Regions from separate parts of the Homo sapiens genome. Here region 1 is linked to region 2. Evidence: read pairs that join two places in POLR2A ChIA-PET (ENCODE). Cell type or tissue: MCF 10A. All regions are shown on one strand.

Evidence for each region. Peaks named below come from ENCODE experiments on the same cell type or tissue, not always from the same donor. Only the 100,000 strongest peaks of a DNase experiment are listed, where the experiment ranks them.
Region 1: POLR2A ChIA-PET joins it to region 2 with 5 read pairs; 7 of 35 experiments call an interaction of 5 or more read pairs at or near these places.

Annotation. Positions count from the first base shown.
Region 1 is chr18:797,369-801,368 of GRCh38, forward strand. All of the region lies in intron 1 of YES1 (YES proto-oncogene 1, Src family tyrosine kinase), which reads right to left. It also overlaps the pseudogene RNU1-109P. Among named protein-coding and RNA genes, the nearest start is that of YES1, 13 kb to the right of the region's middle. In MCF 10A, no CTCF peak of the experiment used is centred here; no DNase peak of the experiment used is centred here.
Region 2 is chr18:700,756-704,755 of GRCh38, forward strand. The region is part of intron 2 of ENOSF1 (enolase superfamily member 1); the gene reads right to left. Among named protein-coding and RNA genes, the nearest start is that of ENOSF1, 9.9 kb to the right of the region's middle. In MCF 10A, no CTCF peak of the experiment used is centred here; a DNase peak (open chromatin) is centred at 2,306.

The sequences.
Region 1 (4,000 bases), 97 kb after region 2:
GCTAACATCCCTGGCTCTGTTTATCACCAAAAGAAAAAGCAACACCTATCATGCCATTAGAACACTTTATTATGGAAAGAGGAAAAACAAAACCAAAAAAAAACACAGGTAGAAAAGCAATCACTGAACCTTACTGTTAGAAGAAAACTAAGCTTATCAGGTCTGACCACTCACTAACACAAGAAAGTACCACTGACAATGACCTATATGCAGCATTTACTCAAACTCGAGACAAGGTAGTTCAATAAAGCACTTCTAAACAACTGTTAAAAATTACTTCTTTATAATCTTCAAATTGCTTAAAAATGATAAACATCTTTTTAACAAACTTTAAAAATTTTGTCAGGAATCAAAGGCAACTTTCAGTGTCTGCATTTATTAACGTTCACCTTTTAAGACATCATCTAATCATTCTTCTAAGATATCTACCTGTCTCCATGATTTCTCTCTTACTGGTAGGGCCCTGGAAGTATCAGAAATACCTTTCAGAACCTTGAGATATAATTCTTCTAGACCTAGAGACATGAACTCATGTAAAGCTACATGCCTCTATTTTCTTATTATTTATTTGTTTTTAATAATATAAACTTCACACTATGATCTCTTAGGACAAAAAATGACAGGGGAAAGCACGAACACAGTCCCTCACTACTACAAATTCTGCATTTGGGGAAATCACAGGGGTCAGCACAACCAAAGTGCAATGGATGAGCCTCACTCTGAGAACCACCTTCATGATCATGGTATCTCCCCAGCCAGATAAGTGTATTGTCTATTTTCTTTTTGTTTGTTCTAGTTTTTCTAATTTACAGAGCAACTTCTTGTTTCAGAAATGAGAAGATAAAAAGGAGATAAACTATGTGTTCTGTGTCACCTATTATTTCAAGTTTCCTGAACTACAGATTCATGACTTCTTACTCTAGCTATAAATTTATCTCTAAGAATCATCAATATTGTTTTTCCTTTTCTGAAACATCGGTCATTGTAAAAATCCTATTCATCTTCTGACAACATCCTAAGAGCTTCACAACCCTCTTTTCTACTTGACATTTGTTATGAGTTTCTCCTTCTGACTTACAGTGCATGCATTAAAACAAAAACAATACAAAAACTAAGACCCAAGTTGGAGTGACTGATGGGGTAGGGTGGGGGAAAAGGGGAAATGGTGAGAAGATGCATAGGGGAGCCGCTTTAGCTCCACCCTAATTTCTACCTGCTACTACCACCATGGAATTCTTTGATATGGCTAATTAGTATCTGTTCTCAATCACTAGAAGTGGTATGTAGATGGACATATAATACTTTTCTACTCTGACCCCCTCCCTCCACCAGTGCGCTTCCTAACCTTTCATATAAGAAGTCTGGGGCATTTTAAGACTTTTCACTCCTTCAGGGGGTACACTGTCCATTAGAATTTTAAGCCTCACTCTTACTGGTTTTCCAATGTTTCCTAAAGTCTAGTGCACACATCTTAAAATCCAGAACTGTCTTTCCTGCTACTTTTAATATAAACCCGAGATGACATGACTCCTATCGTCAAAGGTTCTTTCTAGAATTTACATATCACTAGCTTTTTTTCCTACTGATCCTAATTAAGTTCAAAATAGCAAATATCTTTATAGCTTACCACCTCAAATATAAAATTAAATTAGTCAGATGCTCTGCTTTAAGAAACACATTTCTTAAATGTGTTAGTCCGTTGGACTAACCAGTTTGCTTTATACCAATACTGTAACCCGAATTAAGATACCATCGATGCCCATACCTTTCAAATATTCTAACCACATTTGTAGAACCAAGTGGTATTTTCCATACAGATGTCTAACTTGTGTAACTACCATACTTTTCATCCCCTTCTGTGACAGAGATAATTACCTGTTCTCCCAAAATTCATTCTCCCCTTCTATGGTATGCAGCCCTCACTGGGAGGTGGCTGACCTGCTAGAAACTATTTTTTCCAGCTCTCCTTACACTCAGATAAATCCATATGACTTGCTTATATCAATGTAATATAAGAGGAACTAATGTGTGCCAGAGTTTTTAAGAAGTATGGTTGTGAGGCTGGGCATGGTGGCTCACGCCTGTAATCCCAGCACTCTGGGAGGCCAAGGTGGGTGGATCACTTGAGGTCAGGAGTTTGAGGCCAGCCTGACCAACATGGTGAAATCCCATCTTTACTAAAAATACAAAAAGTAGCCAGGCAAGGTGGTGCATGCCCGTAATGAGCAACTCAGGAGGCTGAGGCAGGAGAATCCACCTGGGAGGTGGAGGTAGCAGTGAGCTGAGATCGCGCCACTGCATTCCAGCCTGGGCAACAGAGCGAGACTCCATTTCAAAAAAAATTTTAATTTAAAAATAAAAAACACAAATACAAATACAAAAATTAGCTGGGCATGGTGGCATACACCTGTAATCTCAGCTACTTGGGAGGCTGAGGTGAGAGGATCACTTGAACCCAGGAGGCAGAGATCATGCCACTGCCCTCCAGCCTGGGCTAAAGAACGAGACTCTGTCTCAAAACAAACAAACAAAAACAAAAAACAAAAAAAAAAGAAGGTATGATTGCTGGACATATATTTATGGAATATGATATAAAAAAACAGAACTCCTATATTGTAAGTGGGTGAATATGCTTAGGCTAAATACTGCTCTTTAACATTTACAAGCTATTAAACTGCATCAAACCTTAGTTTCTCCATCAGACTCAAGTAGAATGCTTATTTGAAATTCATCCTGAGCGTTAATGATACTAGTTTAGCACAAGTCTGCCACTTCAAAGAGTCTTGAGTAAAAAACATTTGTGGTTACTGCATGAGCTTTTAGTGAAGAACTACTTGTTACTTCTTTCTCTCATGCCCATGATAGGCAGAACATGCCAGCTGACTGCTGCATGTTCCTACAATCAAAAATATTTAATAAATGTCTATGTGTCATTGTTCTATGTGCTTGGAACAACTTTAGTAACCAAAACTAAGATCCCTACCCTCACGGAGCTTACATTCCAGTGGCAGCCATTCCAGTCATTTGGAGTTGGTACAACAGCAGTTCGAAACCTATCTGCCAACCTTTATGTAAAGACTTAATAAACTGTTAGAGTTAACATGTGAAGGAGTTGTACTGTAGATATTGTGGGATAATAATGCTACAAAAATTAAGCTAGTATTCCCGCTAGAAAACAATGTTCCAGCTTATTAGGGAGGACAAAGGGTACATTCTTAGATACAATTGGAGAAATAAAAGGAAGCCAAAGAAGAAAAGGCTACTAAGATGGTGAAGAAAATTATTGTTAATGTAAGAACTTGACACAGTGGCAAAAGAGTGGCAAATAAAATTTCCATTGGTAGCTTCTGATGAGACTCTTCTTCCAGTGATGTTCATATAACAGTAATAGTTACAAGGCTGGAGGTGGTGGCTCATGCCTATAATCTCAGCACTCTGGGAGGCCAAGGTCGGGGAGGATCATGCTCGGCCCCATCTCTGGAAAAAATAAAAACAAAGGCTGGGTGTGGTGGCTCACGACTGTAATCCCAGCACTTTGGGAGGCCAAGGCGGGTGGATCACGAGGTCAGGAGATCGAGACCATCCTGGCCAACTTGGTGAAACTCCGTCTCTACTAAAAATATAAAAATTAGCTGGGTGTGGTGGCGTGTGCCTGTAATCCCAGCTACTCAGGAGGCTGAGGCAGGAGAATCGCTTGAACCAAGGAGGTGGAGGTTGCAGTGAGCTGAGATCACGTCACAGCACTCCAGCCTGGGCAACAGAGCGAGACTCCATCTCAAAAAAATATAAAAATAAAAAATAAAAATAAAATAAAATTAGCCAGGCATAGTGGTGCACACCTGTGGTCGCAGCTACTGGGGAGGCTGAGGTGACAGGATCGCTTGAGCCCAGGAAGAAGAGGCTGCAGTTAGCAGTGATTGTGCAACTGGAGTCCACCCTGGGAGACAGAGTGACACCCTGTCTCAAAAAAATGATTTACATGAACAAACTAGTATAGAAG
Region 2 (4,000 bases):
ATGCCTGTAATCCCAGCTACTTGTGGGGGCTGAGGTATGAGAATCGCTTGAACCTGGGAGGCAGAGGTTGCAGTGAGCCAGCCAAGATCACGCCATCGCACTCCAGTCTGGGCGACAAGAGCGAAACTCTGCCTCAAAAAAAAAAAAAAAAAAAAAAAACAAGAGAAATTTTGGCTGTGGCAGGAAATTGACTTGGAAAAGAAAAAAAAGGCCCTTGAAAGCAGCTTCTTGGCAACTAAACCCGGGGGGTTTTCTCTTGTGATTCTATCTGCTCAGGGACTTCAATTCTCTGGAGCCTCTAGCACTGGAAGGACATTGAGTAAAGTCTGTGGGTGACTTGTGGGTGTCTGAAGTAAGAGTGGTGTCATAAACTCTTAAGGCTGGATTTTTAAAAATTTTGTCTATTTAAAAATTCTTTCTTTGTACATCTTTTTCTATTTTTTAAAAAACTAACTTAGTCTACATTGTACATATTATTATACATGTGTCCAAACCTAAGAGTGACCCCTATTGTAAACTACAGACTTTGGGTGATCATGATGTGCCAATGCAGGTTCATCAGTTGTACCAAGTGGGCCACTCTGGGCAGAATGTTGATAATGAAGGAGGCTGTGCCTGTGTGGGGACAGGGGTATGTGGGAAATCTTTGTAACTTCCATTCAGTTTTGCTGTGAACCTAAAACTACTCTAAAAAAATAAAGTCTTAAAAAAAAAAAAGGCTGGCCACGGTGGCTCACGCCTGTAATCCCAGCACTTTGGGAGGTCAAGGCGGGTGGATCACCTGAGGTCAGGAGTTCGAGACCATCCTGGCTAACATGGTGAAACCCCATCTCTACTAAAAATAAAAAAAAAATTAGCCGGGCGTGGTGGCAGGTGCCTGTAGTCCAGCTACTGGAGAGGCTGAGGCAGGAGAATGGCGTGAACCCAGGAAGCAGAGCTTGCAGTGAGCTGAGATCGCGCCACTGTACTCCAGCCTGGGTGACAGAGCGAGACTCCATCTCAAAAAAAAAAAAAAATTAGCTGGCGTGATAGTGGGCACCTGTAATCCCAGCTACTCGGGAGGCTGAGGCAGGAGAATTGCTTGAACCTAGGAGGCAGAGGTTGCAGTGAGCCGAGATCACACCACTGCACTCCAGCCTGGGCAACAGAGTGGGACTCTATCTCAAAAATAAATAAATACATAGATAAATAAATAAATAAATAAATAAAAACAGAAACAGGCCAGGCATGGTGGCTTATAGCTTATGCCTGCAATCCCGTCACTTTGGGAGGCTGAGGCAGGCGGATTGCTTGAGCTCAGGAGTTCAAGACCAGTCTGGGCAAAATGATGAAATCCTGTCTCTACAAAAAATACAAAAATCAGCCCAGCATGGTGGCAGGCACCTATAGTCCCAGCTACCTGGGAGGCTGAGGCAGGAGAATCGCTTGAACCTGGGAGGTTGTTGTTGCAGTGAGCAGAGATTGTGCTACTGCACTCCAGCCTGGGCAACAAGAGCGAAACTACATCTCAAAAAAAAAAAAAAAAAAAAAACCCAGGTCAGGTGTGGTGGCTTACATCTGCAATCCTACCACTTTGGGAGGCCAAAGTGGGTGGATCACCTGAGGTCAGGAGTTTGAGACCAGCCTGGCCAACATATAGTGAAACCCTGTCTCTCCTAAAAATACAAAAATTAGCTGGGCATGGTGGCACACATCTGTAGTCCCAGCTACTTGGGAAACTGAGGCAGGAGAATCGTTTGAACCTTGGAGGTGGAGGCTGCAGTGAGCCAAGAATGTGCCACTCCACTCCAGCCTGGGCAACAGAGCGAGACTCTGTCTCTCAAAAAAAAGAAACATTAGCTAGGCATGGTGGCTTGTGCCTGTGGGCCCAGCTACTCGGGAAGGTGAGGTGGGACAATCATTTGAGTCTGGAAGGTCAAGGCTGTATGAGCCGTGATTGCACCACTGCACTCCAGCCTGGGTGACAGAGCAAGACCTTATCTCAAATAAATTAATAAATAATAAAAACTTTAAAAACATAAAAAAAGGATAAAAATGAATATTAATTAAGTAAATTTAATAAAGTCATGATTTAAAAAAATACCCAACCAAAAACTACATTGGTATATTCTATACATTTGAAAAACAACCCTCCCTCTCTGTCTCACACACAAGCACTCTCTTCACAGTAACCCTATTTTTTTAAATCATAAACAGATGATTAGGTAAGTAAGCAGAAGAACCAGGATGAGCTAATGGAATTTTTCATCTTTAGTGTGAGTGCTGTGTAACACATTTAGTGAGACTGCAGTGAGTCACCTGAAATATGTAGCAAGGTTAAAGTTAAAATGGGTTCTGTCATGTTGTGGTCTGAAAAAGGAGGAAGCCAAAACCCTTAGCACAAAAGAGTCATTAATTAAAGTCATGGAGAGATGGAAGTTGATTTATCCGTGCCTGAGACATCCACCAAGACAGCGGTGTGGGGCTGGGAATGGAGGAGGAGAGGGGAAGTGAAGGCCCTAAACACTGAGCTCAGCACCCATCCCAGAAGGGCTTCTTATCTATCTTAGTGCCCAGGGCCCCTCCACGTGTGCCCAAGTCAGCAAAGTTTAAAGTCTGGGCTGTTAACAGAGAGTGGGTCCAATGGCCTAACATTATCTTGTAAGCTCGCTGAGTTTTATGCAACCTTTGGGGGCTGTGCTGTAGGGTTTGCAGTATGGAGAAAGGCAGCGGCTTCATAAAGTACTCAACTTACAAACAAGGGACAATTAGAGTTGCAGAAGAAGCAGAAACAGCTCACAGCTCTGTCTTAGTAAGTGGTTACTACTCTGGGGAAAACTTTAACAGTAAATTGTTTACTTAATGGAGAAAAGCGGGACTGACTCACAGCATGGTCTTTCTCTGCCTGGCAAATTCCTGTTTGCTCTTCGAGACTCACCTCAAAGCATTACTTCTGCTCTGAAGCCTTCCCTGAGCCTTTTGGACAGAGTGAAGTTACCCCCTGAGATGGTTTAGACATTCTGCACAAATTTCATGTTGAAGTGTAATCCGCAGTGTTGGAGGTGGGGCCTGGTGGGAGGTGATTATTAGATCTTGGAGGTGGATTTCTCCTGAATGGTTTAGCACTATCCCATTGGTACTGTCTTTGAGATAGTGAGTGAGTTCTCGTGAGATCTGGTGACTTAAAAGTGTGTAGCACCTCCCCATTCCCTTTCTCTTGATCCTTTCGACATAGGACGTGCCTGCTCCCCCTTCACCTTCTACCATGATTGTAAGTGTCCTGAAGCCTCCCTAGAAGCTGAGTAGCTGGCATCATGCTTTCTGTAAAACCTGCAGAACCATGAGGCAATTAAACCTCTTTTTCTTTATAAATTATCCAGTCTCTCGTACTCCTTTATAGCAATGCAAAAATAGCCTGGCTCAGAGTGGTGGTTCATGCCTATAATCTTAGCACTTTGAGAGGCCAAGGTGGGCAGATCATTTGAAGTCAGGAGACCGGCCTGACCAAACATGGTGAAACCTCATCTTTACTAAAAATATAAAAACTAGCCGGGCGTGGTGGTGTGTGCCTGTAATCCCAGCTACTCGGGAGGCTGAGGCATAAGAATTGCTTGAACCCGGGAGGTGGAGGTTGTAGTGAGCGAGATTGCGCCACTGCACTCCAGGCTGGGCAACAGAGCAAGACTCTTGTTTCCAAAAAGAAAAGAAAAAAAAAAAAAAAAAGAACAGCCTAATATATCCTCTCTCTGTAAAACTTGTACATAGTTTTAAAAAACAGTAATTCTCAGACTGCACTATGATCATTTCTTTTATGTCTACTTCCCCAATAAGTTCGTGTGCTCCTTGTATGTGGGATTCTGTCTTCTGTATCTTTTTTCTTTTTTTTTTTGGGATGGAGTCTCGCTTTTTCACCCAGGCTGGAGTGCAGCGGCGCAATCTCGGCTCACTGCAAACTCCAACTCCCAGGTTCAAGCAATTCTCGTGCTTCAGCCTCCTGAGTAGCTGAGATTACAGCCATGCA